3 separate regions of the Homo sapiens genome follow, and all the other regions are linked to region 2. Evidence: chromatin loops called from intact Hi-C (ENCODE). Cell type or tissue: heart left ventricle. All regions are shown on one strand. Region 1 overlaps MIR99AHG (mir-99a-let-7c cluster host gene). Region 2 overlaps MIR99AHG (mir-99a-let-7c cluster host gene). Region 3 overlaps MIR99AHG (mir-99a-let-7c cluster host gene).

The links. Peaks named below come from ENCODE experiments on the same cell type or tissue, not always from the same donor. Only the 100,000 strongest peaks of a DNase experiment are listed, where the experiment ranks them.
Region 1: it touches region 2 in a loop (2.4-fold over the local background); 24 of 110 quality-filtered maps call a loop at or near these places.
Region 3: a loop joins it to region 2, with 2.2 times the contacts of the local background. A loop is called at or near these places in 29 of 110 quality-filtered maps.

What each region holds. Positions count from the first base shown.
Region 1 is chr21:16,079,118-16,087,117 of GRCh38, reverse strand. All of the region lies in intron 2 of MIR99AHG (mir-99a-let-7c cluster host gene), which reads right to left. Among named protein-coding and RNA genes, the nearest start is that of MIR99AHG, 13 kb to the right of the region's middle. In heart left ventricle, a CTCF peak has its summit at 4,499 (motif pointing left); no DNase peak of the experiment used is centred here; H3K4me3 peaks cover 1,233 bases; H3K27ac peaks cover 1,123 bases.
Region 2 is chr21:16,189,534-16,197,533 of GRCh38, reverse strand. All of the region lies in intron 3 of MIR99AHG (mir-99a-let-7c cluster host gene), which reads right to left. Among named protein-coding and RNA genes, the nearest start is that of SNORD74B, 91 kb to the left of the region's middle. RefSeq lists an enhancer at 2,938-3,698. In heart left ventricle, a CTCF peak has its summit at 3,016 (motif pointing left); a DNase peak (open chromatin) is centred at 3,023; H3K4me3 peaks cover 3,479 bases; H3K27ac peaks cover 3,577 bases.
Region 3 is chr21:16,301,202-16,309,201 of GRCh38, reverse strand. The region is part of intron 4 of MIR99AHG (mir-99a-let-7c cluster host gene); the gene reads right to left. Among named protein-coding and RNA genes, the nearest start is that of SNORD74B, 20 kb to the right of the region's middle. RefSeq lists an enhancer at 1-361. In heart left ventricle, no CTCF peak of the experiment used is centred here; no DNase peak of the experiment used is centred here; H3K4me3 peaks cover 3,954 bases; H3K27ac peaks cover 6,014 bases.

The sequences.
Region 1 (8,000 bases), 110 kb after region 2:
GAGTGTCAGAGCAAAGAATTTCAAAGGGAGACAGCTGCAGAATCCATTTCAGAGCTCCTTGATCTCTGGATTGGAGCGTATACATACCCCTCTAAATTGTCTAAAGGGAAATTTAGAGTTTACTTTTGGAATATTTAAAGGTAATTTGTTCTGATTAAGGTGATATTGGGAAACTGTTAGTCCAAGAGATAATGACTATTTAATGTGGGTAAATGCTGACATGTTAAACTTCAACCCAAATTTGTTTTGACAAATATTTGTTCAATCTATGCTATTATACAGAAACCACATAAAACTATGTTTACCAAAGTGTACATCTTGTTGGGGACAAATGCTAAAATATGTAAAAATAAGATGATATGATGTCTGGATTTACTTCAAAATAATATAGGGGGAAATTTAGATGGGGGTATGGATAGGACAGAACTCACAATTGGTTGATGTCTATTTGGACTGGTTAATAGCTGCAAGGTAGTTTGATATACTATTATGTAATTTTGGTATTTTTCAAAATTCTCCATAATAAAAAATAAAATACCTACACAATTAATACAACTGAAAGCTGCATTTAAAAACCACTGCTTATGCTGAAATGACAAACAGTTACGTCCTAAAGCTCTTTGGCAAGTTAGTTATTGAAAACTAGACTGCACTTTTCATTTGATTTAATGTTTTATATACCTGATGATTAGGTTCCTGAGTCCATCCACAGAAACCTAGAAATGTTTATTTTAGATGTACTCATCACAATGCTTTCACTAAGTTATGGATTCAAAAATATTTTGTGGGCTGATCCCATTACATGGGGATGTGGTAACATCCTCATATAATGATATTTTCATGCCGTATTATGTTCCACAGAACTGAGGAAAAAAAAAGAAATTTAGCTGCACCAGATACGTGTTTTCCAAACTGTCACTGATCAGTCTAGCCTCATAGACACATGATACAAGATATCATCTAATTCAGTGTAATATTTGAATGAAAAGCGACACTATTAAGAATTGTAATGAAACAAAAGATATAAACTGAGACTGCCCCCAAATAAACCAGAACCTCTCATCGCCGTATCTACAAGGCAAATATTCACATGTTCTTATGCTGAAAGAGTTAATGTATCACAGAAACTTAATGATTATTTGCTAGTTCCACAACACTATTACTTTACAAATAAAATCTGAGAACTCTAAGATTATACGTTGATTTTTTAAAATCACAAACTACAAAATATTACTGCCTTTTTCCTTCTCTTACTATACGGATTTACAGCTTACATTTGCCTACAGATTCTATATGTTCTAAATGATTTCTCATATTTTAGGCAGGTTAAAAATGATTTGGATGATAATCTCAATTCATGTCTTTTGTACTGTTCACCAAATCTCACGTTATTTTCTTTCTCCGGCGTACAAGGAAAGAGTAGATTTCTTAGCCCCTAAACAGTTAGGTGGCACCATGTGACTAATTCTGGCTCATGAAATGTGACTAATTCTGGCTCACAAAATTTAGCTGCACCAGATACATGTCTTCCAAACTGTCACTGATCAGTCTGGCCACATAAACATATGATACAAGATATCATCCAATTCGGTGTAATATTGGAATGAACATTTAAGTAATGAACACTTAAGTAATGATCCATCTCACTCACTACTTGCTTGAAAGAATCTCAGCTACGGCAAAGACTAAGCTAAGTCAGAAAAATAAAATTAAATTATAAAGCTAAACTTCATATATTTCCTATGGTAGTCAGGAAAATCCAGGCTATACAATGGTAACAAATGAATCTTGAAATTTCAGTAACTTATGTCATAAAAATCTTTCATCTTCACTTAGTACTCAGTGTATTTCACTTCATCCTTCACTTTGGTGCGGCTCCTTTCCAAGCAGAGTCTTAGAAATCCAGGCTGTTTCCATGCTGGAGCTTGGCCATCTCAGGACACAGGCCAGAGTCGGTGAAGTGACTCTGATGCCTTCTGATCAAATTTCATGAGCCAGAATTAGTCACATGCTGCCACCTAACCGTTTAGCGGCTAAGAAATCTACTCTTTCTTTGTATTCAGGAGAAGGAAAATAACATGGAATTTGGTGAACAGAAGCTAATCTTTCAGAAAGACATAGGAGGTTTTCAACCAACAAGCGGGTCTTTCTATACTTTAAACAAAGTGATACAGTATTATTTGTATGACTATAATGGCCACTGCCCTCCAACTCAGCACGATGATGTTTGAAATACCACAAATGAAATAAATGATTTCCAGAGGACAGGCTTAGCACAAATGTTTTCAATAGCCCATTCTGATTAGAAGAATGCATGAAATCGTTCTAAACAAAATGTCTCAAATTATAATATCATCTCTCTTTCTGGTGTTGTACATTGAGATAGGCCAAAATTTCATCACAGCCCTCTCTGAAAGAAACTACATTCTGAGGAATGGGACCAGTGAGTCTGGCTTCTCTTCCTCAGGTTGAACATTTCAGTCACTTAAGTTTTTTTTTCATTATAAATCTGTTCTGAGGGCAAAAAAAAAGAGAAAGGGCTTTAGAATCTACGATTCACCATATTAACTATACTCATTAAAGTGATAGAGGACTAATGTGGGAGAAAATGTATTTAAAATCTAAAAATATGATTACTTAAAAAATTGGGGGTAATAGTTTTGATGGAAAGATAACTATTTCCAATACATTTGGTGGCATGTGAATTATTATACAGAGTGATAATTAAAAGACTCAGTCTACTACTTATGCCTAATAGATTGTGACTAACCATCTCTAAAGTTCTAATTTTGGAATTCTCTCTGATATTTACAATGTGATACAGGCAAGCCACTTAATTTCTTTTCTAGTTTTATACTATCCTTAACAATGAAAATAATACTCTTTTCCACAATGCATTAGAAAAAGATGGTATCTAGTGGATAAAATTGAACCAGTGAGGTAGGAATTTGAGTTTAAAGTTAGCTTTCATCTTTAATTTCTCTTTTCTTTTCTTCTAAGGACTACATAATTGGCAGTTCATACAACTCTAAATACCTGTGTCCCACAGCTCCTTCCTAAGAAAGTTGCCACAGACAATTATTTTCATTAGACAAGTCTTGTGTCTACGACTCTGGCTTGAAGATCAGACTTAGTTCTCAAGGTAAAGATAACTGTGTGTTCAGGTGATCATATCATTGAGCTTTTGAATTGGGATCACTTTGAGAGTAAAATGGGGAGCTAGAGCTATCACTAGTTTCACCTGGAAAACAGGCATAAACTTTGACCTTTTATGTTGGCTATTTGATATGGTTTGTCTGCGTCCCCATCCAAATCTCACCTTGAATTGTGGCTTCCATAATTCCCGAGTGTTGTGGGAGGGACCCGATGGGAGGTAATTGTATCATGGGGGCGAGTCTTTCCTGTGCCATTCTCATGATAGCGAATAAGTCTCACGGGATCTGATGGTTTTATAGAGAGGAGTTCCCTTGCACATGCTCCCTTGCCTGCCACCATGTAGGACGTCCCTTTGCGCTTCCTTCATCTTCTGCCACGATTGTGAGGCCTCCCCAGCCATGTGGAACTATGAGTCTATTAAACCTCTTTCCTTGATAAATTACCCAGTCTCAGGGATGTCTTTTTAGCAGCATGAGACAGACTAATACACTAGTTAAAGAATAAGCTGTCCTCAGTCGGGTCTAACCAACTCAGGGGACTTACTTAGCAAGAGACTGCACTTAAGGGATGATCTGTGTACAACTACAACAAACTGACTCAACCAGTTCTTCTTTCCTGGGGAGTATAAATAAGTGGTATCCAAAAAGAGGAGCAGAGGCAACTTCTGGGAGGCTCATTGTTGGCATGAGGGTACCAGAGCTGTTGGGTTCCAGGAGGACCTGCTGAATCCCAAAGGAAGGTGTTGCTCTGTACCTCCAAGAAATTACTATACCTTTAACCTTAGGGATATGAAGCAGCTTCCTGAGATACCTCATTTCGCTAGTTATCCTTATCACAAATTCCCATCATCTAATATAATTTGAAAGCATCCCCTCTCTGCAAAGTTAAGAGTATACACAATGCAGACTATCATTGGAATTGCATTGCTGTGGAAGGGAGTGGGCGTTATGGGATAGCAAAATGAATGACCAGGTCACTGTAAATTTTGGGTTAAAAATTAGCCTTCCAGTGAAGCTGTAAAATCAAGACTGTATGAATAATAAATTTAGATGCTCATGAAAATGTGTTCACTTGAACATTATGCAATTTTTAAAAATTTCTATAATCAGAGCAAGTAATATTTTTTACCAGACATCATAAAGACTGGACTAACCAATAGTTCGTAATGTCTTGAAAACAGAATACCAAGTGAAAATTCAGAGGTTGAAAAAGAATTTTAAAGTTTAAAATATAAGACAATAAAATTCTTCTAAAATTTGTGTAAGAAGTCCAAATATGTGCTTTTAAATATTAGACTGAAGATTGTCAAGATCAAAGATTTGATCTACTGCCATCTAGTGGAAGTTTAATTTATATTAATTAATGGCTGACCAAAAGAAGCAAAACCAAAACAAAACAACAACAAAAAAAAAACAGTCTAATTTTCAAACTCTAAGCAATGTCAACAATTATCTACTCTAGTGGCTTTATTCTCATGGAGTTACGAGGCTGTAATGAGGGCATCTTAGGCACCACCTAAAGTGCATGAGGAGTAAAAGAATACAGCTCTGAGGTTCCCAACCCTAATCCAAACAGGGTCATTGCACTTTCTAAAAATATTTTGAGATTCCGAGTCGATTTTATTTAAGAAAGAATTCTACTTTAAGAAAAGTTGTTGAAAGTCCTGATCTGGTCTCCTGTCCATCCTGATAAACCAATAAACACCAGTTTTCCAATGTCACACAAATGACTAGTGGCATAGCTAGCAATAGATATGAGATCATCTGATTCCTACTCTCATTGAAATAATTTTGGAGTAACAAATAGACTTCAAGTGCAGCGATCTTTGTTCAATAGCACAAAGAGCTTATTTCCTTTAAAAATAGATTGTTTCCTTGATCGTTATTTAAAATAACTTGACCCTACTACCACCCCTGCACCATTAGAACCCTGAGTGGGAACAGAATCTCAAAATAAATAAATGGAAATGAGATCATGGCTGTAAATGGTAATTATATTATGTCAAAAACACCTTTAGAGTTACTTTAGAGCTCCCTAAAAATAACAATTAAAAAGTAGCTTGTAGAGGATATTTCCTCTCTTCTCCTTTACATTTATGTGGTGTTCAAGGTGGACAAAGTACTTTTGGAAAAAAAAAAACTATAGCTTTTTAACACCGTTTTATATTTTATGAAATATAAAACTATCAATTCTGCTGGAGTGCAAAGAAGTTACACTACTTGTCCCGAGTGAGTTAGAGTCTTTTCTCAGCTCTCCTGACTTCGTGTCCAGCAACAGAATGGATAAGTAAGAGATACAAGAGGAAATAGGTTTATGGGGGGTGGCTATTATTGTTTTCCTCATCTGTTTACTTAGGATGAGTGAAAGTTGGTCATTTTTGAGTTCTGGGAGGGAAGAACTGGTTGAGAGGAAGGTGATGATACAGGAGAAGGATCATCGATGGAAAAATTCCATGAGGATTTAAGAGAGGGTATAACCCAGAGTATATGTGGAGGGAAGAGATACTACTTCCCAGGAGCAAGAAAGGGCATCCACATCTATGACAGCATTGTCACTTTGACATGTCTCTCTTCAGTGTACCACAAAACATTTTTATGAAATGACATTGACATATTCATATTCACTTCTATATATATCCTATATAGCCTCATATAATTTGTGAAGTTGTAATTCAAAAATACCTAGGTTTTTAAATGCCTGTCTTATCAATTCTTTCTTCCTTTATTTTTCATCTAAATGTGCATCCCTTATATCATACCACATAATATTTTCTCTCTTCATGTTTAAAAACAAGATATAAATATTTATATAGTGAAACTTCAATATTATTCAAAAGACATATGTATTTTTAGAATTTGTGCAACTATGGTAATTTATACAGAGTAAAATAACTAAATATTTCAATTTTCTTTCATATAACTCTAAAATTTTTCAAATTTAGAGCAGAGAAAATATTTTTATAATCAAAACTTTAAAAATTCAAATTTTAAAAAATCTTTTTTTTCTGAGTCTATCACAAACTACTCTGTAAATCTGAGCAAGTTGAATACCATTTCTTTACACATTTTCTGGGCACATTTAAAAAATAAAGGAATTAAACAATTGTCTCAAGTCTATGTCAAACTCCAAACAGTTCTGGTTTTATGATATAATTGTTCTCATTTTAAATATGTACTCTTAACAGATAAATTGCTTAAATATGTATTCTTAATATATAAATTGCTTATTTTTTTATGCACATAAGTCATTTAAAATTTTAAAATATTCGTGGGCTTTATAAAAAGCCAAATAACAAGAGAAGGTGCTTCCACAGGAGAGAAATCACTTGAAAAGCTCGAGGATACATTTAAAAACATGAATTTTATATATATAGGCAAAAATGACAATAACCTGTTCTCAGGGAGAAAAGAAAAGTTTCCAAAAACAAATAAGGTAGTACATTTTCCATGTACCTTTGTGTGTTAGCTAGAACATAAGAAGATCTCAAGTTATTAGGATTTCTGAGCTGCTTCTTGACTAAATAAAACATAAAAATCATGGGCAGCTGGCACCATCAACTCCAGGAGGGCCTAAGATGTCAGGTAAGCTACTGAGTGAGAGAAAGAAAAACGTACCCAGTAGGAATTCATGGTATAAAGTTAGCCTACATCATGGAGCAGTCTGAATAAAAACAGGCTGGATTTTAAATGAAACCTTCCTTTTGTCAAAGCAATTTGTATAAGAGAGCAAAATGTCATTGGTATAACTTAATAAATATATATTATTACCCTATAAAGGACCTCAGAACACAAGCTTTATGAGCACAGCGGACTTTGTCTATTTGCTTTACTGCTGTGTCCCTCAGTGCTTATAGCAATGATTGGCACATAGTGCTCAACCAATATTTGTTAAATGAATTGACATGCTGGACTTCTTCCTGCTGTTAGTCTAGACTAGAGTACTAATGAAATCTGATGCTCAAATGAGTGAGTTTAGATCAACAATTACTCATTGCATGTCTAACACATATCAACAAAATTATCTATTACTGTAGTGACCACATTTGCAAAACCTAAACTCATGTTACACAATCTGCAAAGTACAAATACTTTCATGATGACAACAGATTTGCATATCCAAAAATATAATCTTTACCAAAACATTCAGAAATTAACTTTATATTATAGAATGGCCACATAATTTCTAATGAAAAATGGGTCACTACTGAAAATGAAAGAGGGCACCATCAATAATTACCCTGGTACAATAGGCATAAACTAGACATATCCCCGGAGAAATGGGGTATATGGTCTCTCCAACAGCCCCCATACTGAAGCCTATCCCTAGAGAAGAGATATGTTAAAAACCCACTTTCTCAGTCCTAGAAAAATCAATTAACTAACAAAGGGAAAAAATAACTAAAATGAGTTTAATAAAAATTTTTAAAGACTCCTAAACCATCATCCTAGGAAGGTAATAGAAAAGCTTAACTCCACTGCAAAATGAATATCTTGTAAGAGCTGAAAAGCTAAACAGATCTTATTGCACTATAATGACATGCAAGACGATCTCTGTTGATGTTTAATAGGATGTTGGGTAATTGCTGTTAAATAAAAGGAGAAACGGGGATTATTAAAAGGCAATATTACTATAAGATATCCCAAACAGAATGTGTAATTTCTTTGCTTTATGATTTATATACATAGTTCAAACAACAGGTACACCTACAAAATATCATGGCAAAGTTCAGTTGATCGTCATCTTCATTATTAGTACCATGAAAGCATGGATAAAACTTGAAGGGAGTAATAACAAATTGTAATAGATTAGATGAAATTGTAAAAGCATCATAAAATTGGCACATA
Region 2 (8,000 bases):
GAATGCAGCTGATATAATATGTACTCTTAAAGAGAAGGCACGATTTCACTGTATCAGCTGTCAACTGCTACAAGGGTACAGAAGAGCCTGAAATTTAGTGACCAAGAGAACTGAAGAAGTAAATCAAAGAGTGTCATAACCCTGGCACATGTCCAGGCTACTCTCTCATCCCTATGTGAGCTCATAAGTGCACACACACACACACACACACACACACACACACCACCAACCTGGTCTATAGGCAAAGGAGAAGTAATCATCAATATGGTAATAAATACATAAGAAAAGCAACAAACCCACTAGTGATATATTCTGTAACAAGCGCTTGGTGTTACGCTTCACACCATTGGTGAAGCATTTTTTTTTCTTGTTTTATTCAGAACACTTGTCAGAAGACTCTTTCGTTTTATTTCATCTACACATGTCTTCAAAACTAAGTGCATAACTAGGAGGAAAAGACATTGCCTTAAGATGTTAGAGGCCTAAGCACAAGATATGTGTTTATGTTTGTATGTGAATATATGTTTTATATATAGATAAGAGAGATCAGCATATATTAATCTGTGACCATATAGCCACTGTTTCCTAGTAATCAAATACGTAATCTAAACATCTATGGAAGACTAGCTTTACATAAGAAAATATACACCTTCTTAAAATCATGGTATTAAAATTATGTGGTTGACTTCAGTTTTTAAAAGATGCCTCTGTCTCAGCAGCAAATCAATAAGTAAATATACAAAGAAAAGACAGGCGTTACTAGTTTAAGATTAAATGTTAGGAGAACTAAGAAGTAGGTCTTTAGTTTTTCACGATTTATGTACTTTCATTAGAGGGAAGCTCATTCTTTTGTAGCGTCTCTCCAAAGCCTAGTAACTTCCTGCCTTGTGGTTAGACTTTATAACCAAGTAAAATAATAAAGTTCCCTTTAATTTTTGGTCTTTACATTCATTTGGAGGGAATAGGTAAGTGGTAAACATTTTTTAAAACATCTTTATACAAAAAGGATAAACTTTCAAAGGTCTAATCTCTTGGCCTTTTAAAAACCCTCAGCCACACCTTAACTTTACTTGAGATATAGTGAAAGAAAATCCAAAATGATTTATATGTCCTTTCCTGACTATTCATATTAAGATAATAACAAAAGACCTTATTAACAAAACACTTTGGGCAATTATGATAAGACCACAATTTTTTAAAGCTCAAAAGATTCATGCAAATAAAATCTTTGACATTTTCTTTCAAAAAAAATATTTTCACTTTCCTGCAGCACTAATAAACAGCTAGGAACTGTGTATGTGGGCAAGGGAGAATGAATGTAACAGGTGACGAGAGCATAATGAACTTGTTCTCTTAGAAAAGGATTTGTCAGTCACATTTTGCAATTGTTGAAGGAAGCTTGTATCAAATCATAGAAACAGTTCGGAAAATAATTATTCTTTTTATACATAATTTTTGTATAAAGGCAAGCCTATTACTTAGTTCCACAACAGTTGATTTTTCCTTAAATCTTTGCAAAAGAGAGCTAAGTAATGCTTCAAAATTGCCTTATAACTGAAAGCACATTCATTTTTTTCTTAAAAGCTTTCTTCCCTTTGAAGAGTTTTGGAGCTTCTAACTCCAATATATTTTTTCAGTTTCTTAGTTTACTTTAGCAAACAGAATGTATAAGTCTCCAAAAACAAGAGCCTACTCTAGTAAATTTTATTTTTTAAGTGAGTATACAAAATTTGTATTACGCAGCTGCTCTTTAAAAAGTTTAAATGAATGTGACGCACGAAGTAACCACACAGACCTCTATATTTCATCAGATCAACAGGGTGAAAGCACATGTTTCACTTCGTCTCAGTTGGTAACATCTAATGCAGTCACCTTGTTAATAAAATTGCTTTTTTAGCAAAGTCAACAACAGCAATGATATCTTGGCACTTAATAAATTGTAAAACTGAATCTGCAATTTTTGCCAAAGAAAAACATTTCTATTAACATTTCTAGGAATAGTCTCTATAGGCTCTGATATTTTTAAAATAAGAAGCACATTTAAAGTAGAGTTATAAGTATGACTACACGGGGAGTTAAACAAAATTTACACTCTGAGACATTGTTCTCCAGAAAACATAAGCCTAGCAACTTTCAAAATATTTGCACCAAAATAAAAACTACTTGGTACCATTTCAAATTTTTTTAAAGTGTGTAAAGTTTCAATGAAATATGAGCAAACAAGACAAAAAGAAACAAAAGAAGTTTGCATGCCGCTTCCTAAAAGAAATTTAAACAATTCTTTGCCAGGAATAACATCCACATACTACAAGAAGGGAACTGTTGAAATCAAACACACTTACTTTTTAATATGTAAAGATGCACTTTTTTTTTTCCTATTTTAAGTTAAAAATAAGAGGACACACCAGTGATCTTGCTGGCAGTCAGATAACGCACAGGCCCTGACCCTTCAACTGGCCAGGAATTCTCACACAAAGCTCTTTTCATGCAGACTGCGCTATATATTCCTAAGATAAGGCGGCAAAACATGAAGCCGTGGAGAAGTGACACAAAGTCGAACTAAATGAAATGTTTACATATATTCTGTCACACCGTTGTTCCTTCATCATCTATCCCACACATGATTTGCCTAAAACAATGCTGATTCAAGTTGAAGAGAAGCATGATTTAAACCAAAGGACAATTTTCAGAAAAAGGACACACGAGACAATACAAATATTGTATTTTTCTGTTTGCATCACCAAGGTTAGTGTGAAATCAAGCAGAAACAAAACCACATCGTCTAAGAACTTCTAAGAAATGCTTTTGCTATAATTTCCCTCAAAGCACAACAGATTTCTTAACTTGTTTTACAACATAGAAAGTATATTTTAAATATAATATCTTAAATCTGCACTCACCATGAAAAAGCAACAGTTGCGTAGAGTAAAAGTGTGCTATTTTCTGCCCCTGTTCCATTTCAGTTTTGCCTATGGTTGTCCAACACCCAAAAGCCCAGAGCTGCCACCCAGAGGCCCCTTCCACAAGCTGGCTTATTTGCCTGTCAATCTGAGTGCCGGCTTCTCTATTATGCAGCTGTGCACTTTGCTGAAGTTCTAATATAATTTCCATACGCTTGCCACCGCCTGAAGTAGGCGATTTGTTCTTTCAGTTCAATGAATACTCAAATCACTTTTCAGGTAACTGTAGGATCAAGCTTTAAGTTGTTCACCCTCAAGTTAAGGAGTTCTTGGTAAGAAGTGGGTGGAGAGAAGTAAGCTCACTACAAGGGAATTCAGAGTGTAATCAGAACGCAGAGAGAAACTTCCTCTTTTTTCCTTCCTTGCTAGCCTGAGCTACTAGTGCCTCTTTCACAGAACTTAGGAATGTAAAGGGAGGACGCAAAGAGGCCCCGCCAGACAACCCTTTCTCAATCAATTAGCTTGCAGCCATTACTTGTGACCTTAGGTCACACAGCATAAGTGTGTGGGGCGTGCCTTCAGGGGTCCCAAGGCTACTTATTACAGCTTAGATAACCAAAACCAAGCAGACACTAAAATCTAGAAATACTTTAATAGAAAATGTACTGAAGATGTGACTAAAGGTAAACTCCGAGTTTTTTTTTTTTTTTTTGCAGTAACTTTTTGCAGTAACTACTATCTAATCCAGTCAAATATATTTTTTTTTTTTTTACATTAAGAAATCTAAAACAATGTTTTCCATGTTGGATCAAACAGGATTTAGAATGAAGCAGTGAAACTTTTTTTTATATTAAATTTCAAGCTGGGAATAGAGAAATGACAAATAATATATCATATAGATCACAGGATCATATATGTGTTACTCATATAGCTCAGGTTCCAAGGTCTCATTTGAGTTTTGTAAAGAATGCTGGTTTATTACACCTAACTGCAGAGTAGAACTACTGTAAACAAAGTTCTCTATGCTTAAGGAAGTCAAAATAATATCACTTTAGGGGCTAGGAACAACTATTTTAAACTCTAAAGATTACATACTATCTTAGTATCATGATTTCTCTCATTCTCATAGTTGTTTTAATGAGAATTTCCTTTTGAGCTCTATGTCAGACAAATGTTTTTTCTCTTTAACATTTTTTTAAAATGAGAACTCAAACTAACGGAAAATAGGAGAAACACTAAAGGAAAAGGTAATATTTTAAAACTACAGATTTGTGTAAATTTCATACTGTAAGTTTTCATATTCCTTGAAAACACTAAAAAATAGTAGCCGCCACCATCAATAAATCAATGATACAGAAACATCAGGCAATTTTATTTCAAATTAAATCCATGCTTTTGAATAATACAACCCAATTAAGAAGCACAGGCTTTGATACTGATTGGATTAGCCAATCTCTTCCCTCCAAAAAGGCTGTTACTCAGAAATGGATTTGCCACACCCACGTTTTCTCAACCTTGTTACTTGATGATGCCACAAGGCATGTCTGACTCAGCACAGTGCAGGAATGGCAATATTCCTCATGGATACCTGGCCAACTAAATTGTCTGCAAAGTGGACAGTGACATAAATAAAACAGACAAACCAAAAAAAAAAAATCAAGAATAAATAAGACAGGTGTAAAAAAACAGCGGCCAAATAATACTGTCTGATGGATAGAGTCAATTTTAAAAACTGCAGTAACAAATAATGTGGTAATAGGAGTGTTAAAATCAGTTATGGGTGGGGGTTAGGGCAGAAATTAAGAGTTTCTACTTTCTCCAATATACAATAGAGAGTCACTGATAGGTTTGAAAAAACAGATTGACATTGCCTCTCAATAAATTTTAAATAATAATAATTTGATGTCTTTTAGTGATTCTGTTATGGACGTTTTATATATTGAAAACAGGCATTATTGAAAACCATTTTTGGCTCTTTAGCCAATAGATATGTAGAAAATCAAAAATTCTAATTACTGTTTGAGGAATACCTAGTTTTTAGAAATTTCTACAACTCAGCACCACCCTATCATTGCATGTTTCATCTTACTCTGTTATAAAAAGAGCAAGCTTTTTTTTTTCTTGTTTCTTTCATTTGAGACTAACAAATAACTTCTAAAAGTCAACAAGGCCAGCAGGTCTTATGCATTAGAAGTCTGCAATTAAACACCTGAAGATCTGGCCTCTATTCTGACAGAGCTACATGCACAAAACAAAGGACTTTCTGATAAAAGTGCAAAAAAGGTCACTAATAACCTACATAAAACATAAAACATACATCAGCACTTGAAAGGGCCTTGGTGAGTTCACAGTCCATAATGTATTTTTTTTTAATGGCCAGTTGACTAAAACAACCACAGACATTCTGAATTACATACGGGTTACAGAAAAAAATCCCATTTTAAAAGTGACTGAAAAGATCACTACCAGGATGCTATTGAAAAAAGTTGGTCGGTTTCCACCATCATTTCACGGGGATATTGTCCACTGCTCTAGATGCCGTGGTGATTTTATCAAACATTGCAGAACATTTTTCACTAAGTTCATCTAACTTGAAAAACATCTCAATAGCTTAGATAATTCTACCACTAAAACCCTATGATGTGTATTTAGAGATGCTAAGTTAGAATAAATATGAAAATAATTAAAATTATATTTTAATTAAATAAAAGGCCATTCAAAATGGTATGACATAATAATAATATATGAAGTTACAAAGACATAATTTCAAAACATCACATAATAAAAGAAAATACTTGCTACTTATTATGTCATGTTGATATTTTCTACTCTAATCCTATTATGCATCTATGCATTTGTCCAATCATTTGGAATGTCTTGGAAGATAGTCATTTTGGGATGAAGGAAGAGTTGAACTAAAATCAAAGACCTGAAAAATATTGCCATAAAAATTTTAGTTTTCCATGACATCTGGATAGCAGTCCACCATCACAAGGTGGTCTCAGCTAACTTTTTGTTAAAATACTTAAACTGAAAAGTACATCTCTCAACAATTCTAAAAACTAAGATTAATAGCGGTAATATCTTTACCATTCTTCTAAAGCTAATGATGTTGGGCTAAGAAAAACAGGTGGTCTGCATTGTAGAAAGATTAGTCCTATCCATCTGAAAATTAAGAAGGTATTTTTAACAATTCTTGATTAACTGCAGTCATATTTATGGCCTGTTCCACCAAAACTTGGACTGCCATAATTACATCAGGTATCAATAGAAGGTGCTGGTTCTTAGGGTACATAGTGCGGTGTCCTTATATCACTATCTCTTCCTATTTTGGCATTAGTACCCAAAAACAGAAAGTTGCAGCGAGGTGGAGTTGGGGGAGGACGGGGCAGGGAGGGCTGGCATGTAACACATTACATCCCCCCAAAATTAGTTAAAATGAGTTATACAGTAGGAGAGAGAGGAAGATGGTGAAGAAATGAACTTACTGTACTAGGAATAGTAGCTTTTCATCCTTGTGATATAACAAGGTTTGGGACATAAGAGACCTACTTACTATTGAGAGCAAAGTCAGATTGCATAGATGTGTCCTGGTCTCTAGCTGCTGGGAGGTCCACACACCAACGTGTCACCCAGCTGGAGCAACATGAAGTGGATTTAATCAGCATGAATGGGATTTAACCAGCAAGAAGTGAATAGTAAGAAAACAACAGGAGTTATCTGGTTGTAAACATGACATTGGATAGATCTAAGCTAATCCAGAGTGTTGAGCCAATAAAAAAACAAATATAAAGGTGGAGCCTATACACAAATACTACAGAGAAAATGGGATAAGAACATTTTTAAAAGGAGAGCAATAAGTAAATATACTACTATTAAAACAGGTGAAAACAGGGATTTTAAATAAAATTCACAAAGCCATGTTCCCTATCATACAGGACAAGAAGGAGGAAATGGCTTAAAATAAAAGGAAGAAAATGAAACGGAGGTATACACTTAAAAATAAAAAAAAGAAAAGAAAGAAACCATAATGGATTTAAAAAAAAATGAAGTAAGGATGATAAATGACACTGGAAAATTACAACAGTGAAATCAATGACAAACTTTAAAAAATAAGAGATGTGTTTGAAATCTGTAGCAACAATATAGGTAAGCTTGCTGGAAGAAATCTTCTAATATTTGATTTCACATGTTTTTAAATCTAAAATGTCACAAAACATAAGGAAAACTTAAAAGTATATTCTGTGTTCTACCCAAAAAGACACAGGCACTTGTGTGTTCATCACAGCACTATTCATAATAACAAAGACATGGAATCAACCTAGATACCCATCAGTGGTGGACTGGATTAAGAAAATATGGTACATACATACCGTGGAATACTACACAGTCATGAAAAATAATAAAATCATGTCCTTTGCAGCAACATAGATGCAGCTGGAGGCCACTATCCTCAGCGAATTAGTGCAGGAACAGAAAACCAAATTCTGTATATCCTCATTTATAAGTGGGAGCTAAAGACCAGGTACCCATGGACATAAAGATGGAAACAATAGACCCGGGGGGTCACTAGACGGGGGAAGAGAGGGAGGGAGGAAAGGGCTAAACGTATTGGGTACTATACTCACTACCTGGGTGACAGGATCATTCATACACAAAACTCAGCATGCTACACTATACCCATGTAATAAACCTGCACGTGTACTCCCCGAATCTAAAATAAAAATGATATTACGATATCACTTAAAAATGATATTATGAAAGAGAGAAACATGTCTATAAAAATGTGAATAACTTCAACATTATTAATGCATAACAGCTCTTGCACATTATTTTAAAGGAAAAAAAGGAGCAAACACTTTAATTTAAAAAGAATGGATAAAGAAGAGGAAGAGATGAGCGGTGGCTCATGCCTGTAATCCCAGCACTTTGGGAGGCCGAGGCGGGCAGATCACAAGGTCAGGAGATCGAGACCAGCCTGGCCAACATAGTGAAACCCGTCTCTACTAAAAATACAAAAAAATTAGCTGGGCGTGGTGGCAGGCACCTGTAATCCCAGCTACTCGAGAGGCTGTGGGCAGGAGAACTGCTTAAACCCGA
Region 3 (8,000 bases), 110 kb before region 2:
TAGATTAATTCATTTGTAACTAGAGATAGTATAACTTTGACTGTAACCTATGAAGCCAAAAAGTTGAGGTGTTCTTTCAAGGAGATAATGAGATGGTGTCTATCATTTAACAGGTTTATTCCAGAAAGGTGAACTTGAACTGCCTCCAGGTAATTTCAGTGATTTGTAAGAGTAAGTAAATCAAATAATCACATTGATTTTAAATTAAACAAAATTGTCTGATAAGCTCTGTTTCAAGGGAAAGTTTTTCTTTGTTTTTGCCCATTAAAAAATTTGCAAAAATGTTATTCTGGAGCATTAAAATAGACTCAAAAGCACATAAATTCATTATGATCTGTGAAAGGCATATAAAATCATGGCGATTTCATATGTTAAATAAATACTATATATTTATGATATATATCTTATGGCATGATTTAATTAGAAAGTACACAATATAAAAAGATTTTCACATTTCATTTTTAGTACAATTACAATTCACAGCTTGTCATCAATAACTAATGTTGACAATAACTAATAGCAACTATAACACCTGCTCATTCTAAAAAGCATTCTTTTACTGTGTTCTTGTAAAATCAGAATGACTTTAAAATGCCTCCTCTACTAATCTGCAGTATATTGCTTAGCAAGTACTGTCTGTATGTGTCATCAGTTTCTGTTTTGTTTTGTTTCATTTTAAGAACCCACTATTTCATACTTCAACGCATACCTATTTTCTCTAATTGCCACAGGCAAAGGGGAGGTCCCTGACAGAATAAAGAAGGTTATTGTGACAGATGAAACATAATTCACAATGAGTACTCTTTTCATCCAGCTCTAAGTAGCAGAGGATTACTTCCAAGCTGAATTTTGTGGCAGAATGTATGAGCTGATTTTATTAACACATAAGGATAGGGCAAAGGCAGAAAAACTATTTCTCCTCAGCTGGATGGTGGTTATTTTGTGTGTGTCTGTTTGGGGGCTTTATTTTGATCCACCTCAAGCAGAAGATATGCTGGCCAGAAGAGACTCTGAAGACATCGAGGGCATAGGCGGGGAGGGTAGAAAATAAGAAATTTAAAGTAATAAAAGTTGTGGGTTTTCTATACTAGATAATGAGAAATGATGAACTAAATATACAGTATTTCTACATTCTTTGGCATGCACATGAAATAAAGTCATACTTTTTTTCAACAAATACAACAGCTGCAAAAGTAGGTAAATTTTATTTCATAAACTTACCTTTCTTTAGATGATTTTCTTTGTTTTTCATATTTTTAGTTTCAAATGCTTTGTGAGATCTCTAGATGCCGTTTAGTTTTATAAGAGGGCTTAATATTAAACTTGGGTTAAATACGTATATGTTTATTTGAATATTTCACTTGCTTTCAATTGTTTGTTTTGCTTTTAATGACAAGGATTTTATTTGATCTTTATAAAATTTGTATATGCAAATACAAAAAATATTTTCCTTTCTATTTCTTATGAGGTCAAATTTTTAAATTAACTAAAAGAGGGGCAAAAACTTGTACTTGATAAATATCTGTGCATAATAAAAAGAAATCCCAGACTATAACATTTATTGCAATTCATTTGTTTTAAATAGATTTTTACTTACATTAACCATTTGGATTTAGTTATTCTTGAAAATTGTTTGTATTTTCTTCCCTAATACTTTATAGAAATTGTAGTTGAAATAGTTTTCTATCTGTGAAAGGGAAAGTGTACAGTTGTTCTGTCTGCTAGTATGCCTACTGTTACAAGACTTACAACAAAATGCTATTTCCCTATGTTCTTGTCCAGAAAGTTTAAAAAAAAAATCTAAATTCTAAATTGAAGTCTTTCTCAATTTATTGGATCCATTTCATATTTCAAATATTGTAATGAATAATTCAAATGCACTTAATTTAATTAGGTATTCCCTGGAAGGAGGAATAAGACTATAATCTACAACTATTTGTTATTTTTTTCTTAAATACAATAATTTGGTTATTTTGATATACCAATTATACAATTTGAATTAGCTGAAATGATTTCATTAAGTTGGTTTTGTAGCTAAAAGCTAAATTAAATACGTCATAATATTTATCTTGAAGTTTACCACTGTTCACAAATACTTATTACTTCATAAAGATTTACTTCTATTGACTGATTTCTTGGTGAATGAATTGTTAATGTTTAAAAAGTAGTAATTTAAAAATAAGAGTGCTTATTCTATAACTTGCAAAAATATAAAAAATAATATAATTATGATTTTCTATTTGTTGATGAAAGCAGAAATCCTCCTCTGTCCTCCCTACACAAAAAAATAACTGAATTAAACATATGCCTTGCAAATATTTTAGAATATTCTTTCGTTATGTTTTTGCTAACACAACTAAAAGATGATATTTTAACAAAATAAGAATTTCAAAGGAAAAATATAAAGATTTATATAGCGATTACTGTCAGATTGTCTGCAGAGATTTCCTATCTATAGTTTTATGTCTTCCTAATAATTACAGAAGAAAGCCAATTTACCTACTTTGGTATTTGGTAAAATTTTTCACTTCTGTTGTTATTTTATGACTATCCTCTTCATGTAATTTATTTGAAATAGCTGTACAACTTATATTTAGAAAGTATAAATGACTGAAGTGATATTTTTAATTAAACATAGGGGAAAGAAGAAAAGTTTCCGAATGATGATGTTGTTATTGAAATTGTTTAAATGTGTGGTTTATAGTATAGATTTTTAAAATAATAGGTTTTGTTTTGTTCATAGTTAAGTGGAGCATACCAAATGGTTTTATCTAAAAGTAAAATTCATTTGCACTCACTGAATATTATAAAATATTATATAAGAAAATAACTGTACGGCTCTGAGGATAAGACTTTGTTTTGCAATTACATGACAGCTTTTTAAAAATAACATCATGCAACCTGAAAATGATGTCATTGTATTGTTTCCATAAAGAATTTACCTGAACACCCAGCATAGTGCTGCAAAAAATAATAGAAATAGAGGCCAGTGTATTTTATTTCGGGTATGATCTTTTCAGAGTCAACCTCTGTTTTATTCAAAATTTATTTCCTGTGTTTCAGGCCCAGAACATTTTTCATATTGCATTCTTCTTCCTCCCTCTCCCTAAAACACATTTTGCTATAAACTTCTGCACCAATCACTAGGAAAGACACAAACAGTAGTAGCGGTTCAGGAAGCAGCCCCGTGAATGTAAAAATCACAGACTTTGATTTTATAAGACAAGTTGGATAGGAGTCAAAACTGCCACATGCGGTGTGAAAAAATGCCACCCTGGTGTGAACAAAAGGTTTAAAATGGAGTCAAGAAGCGTGCAAGCTCGATGTCTAAGCTTTTCCTGTGAATTGTCTGCCACAACCTGCAGGGTATCAAGTGGGCTGGGAAGAATAGAGAGCTCTTGGAAGCTACAACTGAGAAACATCGGCAGTCAAATGTGTTAGTTTTTGTTTTTGTTTTGTTTTTTAATTTATTTTGTTTTGTCTCATTTAGGCATCATTATACTAAACTGTTTTACCCAAAACATAAAACAAATCCAAAAAAAGTCACATAATGTGTGAAGAAACTGTTGCTTACAAATGAATTGTTACTTTTTTTTTTTGCATCCCTTCATTTATAGCAAAGCAAATTTATCAACTGCACTTTATAGTTTAAATTCCTTGTTTTGTGGGCTTGAGTTCTGTTTACAAAATGATGAACAGGAATAGAGGCTCATGAAGTCCTAAAAATTAGAATCTAAAATGTAACTATAACACGCATATTTGGTTAACTTCTAAATTACCAAGAAAAGGTGGAGAAAAAAGACTGAGTTCACTATTGGAAACAAGTATTTCAGTTTTTAATAAATAATGCAATAACTCTGAATTCAGCAGGAATAGACCCTTCAAGAAACACTGCTACAATATCCTGCTATAGTAAGCCAATTACACCTTTCTCTAATATTTTGCAATGTAAAAATTTACTCACAAATAATCAGTCATTAAACCATCATCATTTGCTTAAATAACAATAAAAGACAATTCAATTTTAAGGACAATTAAAAGGTATACCATTGTGTCATAACCCGCACTTCAATAATCTTAATATGTGTATAAAGGCACAACTCTATGAATGCTAATTACATAATAAATTATGAATAACATTTAAAGAAAGTAACATTTCCTAGGTGATTGTGATCTAATCAATACAACACATTTAAATGCCTCAACAAACATCTTTGATGAGCATTGAAAAGATCCTTAAACTTCGAAGCCAGTTTTATTACATTTGCATGTTATCTCTTATTAAAGATTGGGTCTAAAGCCAGCAAATCCCATTGGTTACGAATGCAGGTCAAGACAGGAACATTTTTCTATTTACTCTTTGTAACACTGGATAAAAATCAATCTGCTACTTTCATTACAACCATACAATCAATTCCGTTTAAAGTATAATACAACAGCCAAGTCCAAGGACAATATGGATTCTCGGAAAAAGCTTATACCGTTTGCAGGGCTGTACTTGATACAGCTCCTGGTAAATTGTTTTCTTTTTAATTAGTGTACCTGGTCATTTAAAGCAAATATGCCTAAATGAGTATTGCAATGTAGGATCCAACCAAAAATGGAGAGTACTCTCTTCATTTAAGCTGCATTTTAAAAAATCCTTTTTAAACAATAAAAACCATAGGAGAAAGAATTCTATTTTTAATCTAATATGACATAGCCATTTTGATATTTCAAGCAAAATTAGCACACACCAAAACTTCTACCTTGAAATTAGCATAAGAAATCCTTTATTTAAAATACCAGCTTCCTCTCATCTCTCAGCAAAATGACTTTATTTGGATTACTCTTACTTTACATCAAAATGACCAAGATTACTGCTTCTAGATTTTTTCTTGCACAAAGCATATCCCAGTAAACAAAAGAAATATGCCCACTGTATACTCCATTTACACATAATAGAATCACTATTTTAAATTCTTTTTAAGCACTAAACGTAAGATAATCTTCATATATGTAAATTATTAGAAAGCACAGATAATCCACTGTATACCAACACTAATGGTGGTTCAATGATTTATTTTCCCTTTATTTTATTTTTTCCCAGCTTTATTAAGATAGAATGACAAATTTAAAAATGGTATACATTTATAGTATACAGTCTCATGTTTTGATATATACAAATGCATTGTACAATGATTAAATCACCTCACATACTTATTTTTGTGGTGAGAACTTTTAAGATCTATTCTTGTAAAATTTTTTGAGTACAAAATACAATACGTTATTATTAACTAGTTGCCATGCTGTAAAATAGATCTCCGGAACATATTCATTCTTACGCTTTATATACTTTCACCGTCTCCCATTCCTCCCTCACTTTATTTTAGAAATAAGGATTTTTTCCTTTTTCACATCAGTTTTAAACATTTCAATTTACAGTCTCATGATTTTCTCCAACATGTAATGAATGTCTTCAAGAAAATCACAATTTATAGCTCTCTGAGTTATAATATTGAAATATATTCCTTATTTAAAATGCAGTATGCTCCTTCCATAGATGAGGAATAATTCAAATTTAAATTAAATAATTTGGTGGTTTTATTAAAAAAATCTATGTCATTTAATGCAAATCATATGATCCTGAAATTTTGGAGTTTGGAAAAGTTTTATCCACTTAGAAAAACAATTTCAAATTTTGCTTTAATATTTTATTCTTTCTGCAAAACCTTATAATGTCACATTTCTCTGTCATCTTTTAATAATCTGTTTATTATAATAACTATTATTAGTGAAACTCTCTTTCTAGTGATAAGAAGTAAACTGAACTTTTTTCAAGCGAAGCCTATGGATAATGCCTGAGACGTGAAGGTACTCCCACATCTTCTATGGTGCTCCAGATGTTCTCACCCAGAAACAGGCATCATTTTTGCTACATTTTTTGTGTACATTAGCAATGCCTAATGAATCCAATGTCAAAGCCTCCAGACACATCGTCACTGCCCAGCAGACATCCAGAGGCTGTTCTCCTCCAATCCACCTCAAGAACCCAATTTCTGATGGCCTTGCACAGCCTTCAACACAGCTGCTGTTCAGTTTTGTTTCCTTCTTTTCATTGGCCTCCAAAACTGACGGCATCTGAGTCTATTCTTGCCTCTCTCTGATCTATCAGACTCTAGTCCTTAGACTGAGCAGGCGCCACACTCACAGATGACTTGCAGAAATCATGCTCTAGGCCACAAAACTTCATCAGAGCAAATTCAGAATGCAGAGGTCAGAGATAGACAAGCCAAGCAAGCCTCTGACAGTAACTCAGCTGACACACGGATAGACTAGGACAGAGTGAATGCTAAAGTAAATGTTAGCTTAGGCCATTCATTATACAATCACTTAGAAAGCAAAAAAATTGTTTCAAGTACATGGGCCATAACTTAAATGAGAGATGTACCACTTTCGTGTTTATACACAGGCAAGCAAACAAACAAACAAAAAACACTTATATGCTCATTTTAATATTTTTTTGTAATTTTTTTATGTTAATGTCATGTTTTTATATGTTTCTAAAGCCCAATACCACCGCTGTTAAACTTGCATCCCTGAGATGGCATTTAACATATTCTTTATTTTAAGTTTTGTATCCCACCCCATCAGATATCCTTTTAAATGAAAGATAAACTTCCTGAAAAGTCAGAAATGGGTTAATCCTTCAGAGTCTATCCAAGTTTCTCTGGAATGTCAGGATTTCCTAAAGGAAGATCAGAAATCACTAGCTGTATTTCCTCAGCTTTTTTATTTTTCTCTAACATTTGAAAAAAAGAGGGCTAAATATGATTTACTTTTCTTTTTAAAATTAAATTTGTTCACAGATGCTCAGTTTCATATATCAAATCATAAAACATGATACTTTTCCATGTTGAAGGGATTTTTAAAACAATCTAATTAACATAATTTTGTATTACTTTTCCATTAGCTATACTACATTTTGGTAAAAGTAATGAGCTTGAGTTAATGTTTTTTTTAAAGAAAGTGTTTAAAACTATTTTTAAATGTCAAGACTTTATAAATAATATTTTATGTCACAAAATTATAGCCCCATGCTGAATATGCTTATAATATATCCTAAATAGGCAATGAAAACTTTATATGCTTTCATTGTTGCTTTGGACTAAAAGTAAAACCCCATCTATGAGCCACACTGTTCACTAATCCAAGAAAATACATGTCACTGTGATTTTAGGAAAAAAAATCTATCTTAGTTTATATTGTTCTTTAAAGCAAAGCCTCAAGTTCAAATCTTGAGCCCAGTGCACTGCCTCACACTTCTCAATTTATATTTAATAATGTCAAAATACAATTTAGACATTTGTAGTATTATAGCTTTTGCTATCAAAAGCCAATACACTTCAATTTATACATATAATTGTGAAACTTGTTCTAGAAATGGAAAACTATTGCCCTCTAAGCATATTTTACTTTAAAAAACATTGAATGAAAGTTGGAACATGACAATATTTCTAGAGAGCATTATTTCTTCCAGACAGTCAGATAACAACCATATGTTTATATATATATGGTTTGAAAGATAAATATAATAAGCTATAAAAACTTGCAATAAATTGGCAACTGTTCTTTGGGGGATATGATGTTTTATTAGAGGCCTTGCTCTCAAAAGACATTTCTGAAGTAACTCATAAACTAGTATAGACATTGACAACATTTTACATCAAATAGTCCTTTGGTCTAAAATCCAATCATTCATTCAAGTAACATATTATTGTTATTTTTAGACAGAGTCTCACTCTGTTGCCCAGTGCCAAATCTCAGCTAGCGGCAACCTCCACCTCTCAGGTCCAAGCAATTCTCATGCCTCAGTCTCCCGAGTAGCTGGGATTACAGGTGCCCACCACCGCACCAGGTTAATTTTTGTACATTTGTAGAGACAGGGTTTCGCCATGTTGGCCAGGCTGGTCTCGAACTCCCGGCCTCGAGTGATCCACCCACCTTGGCCTTCCAAAGTT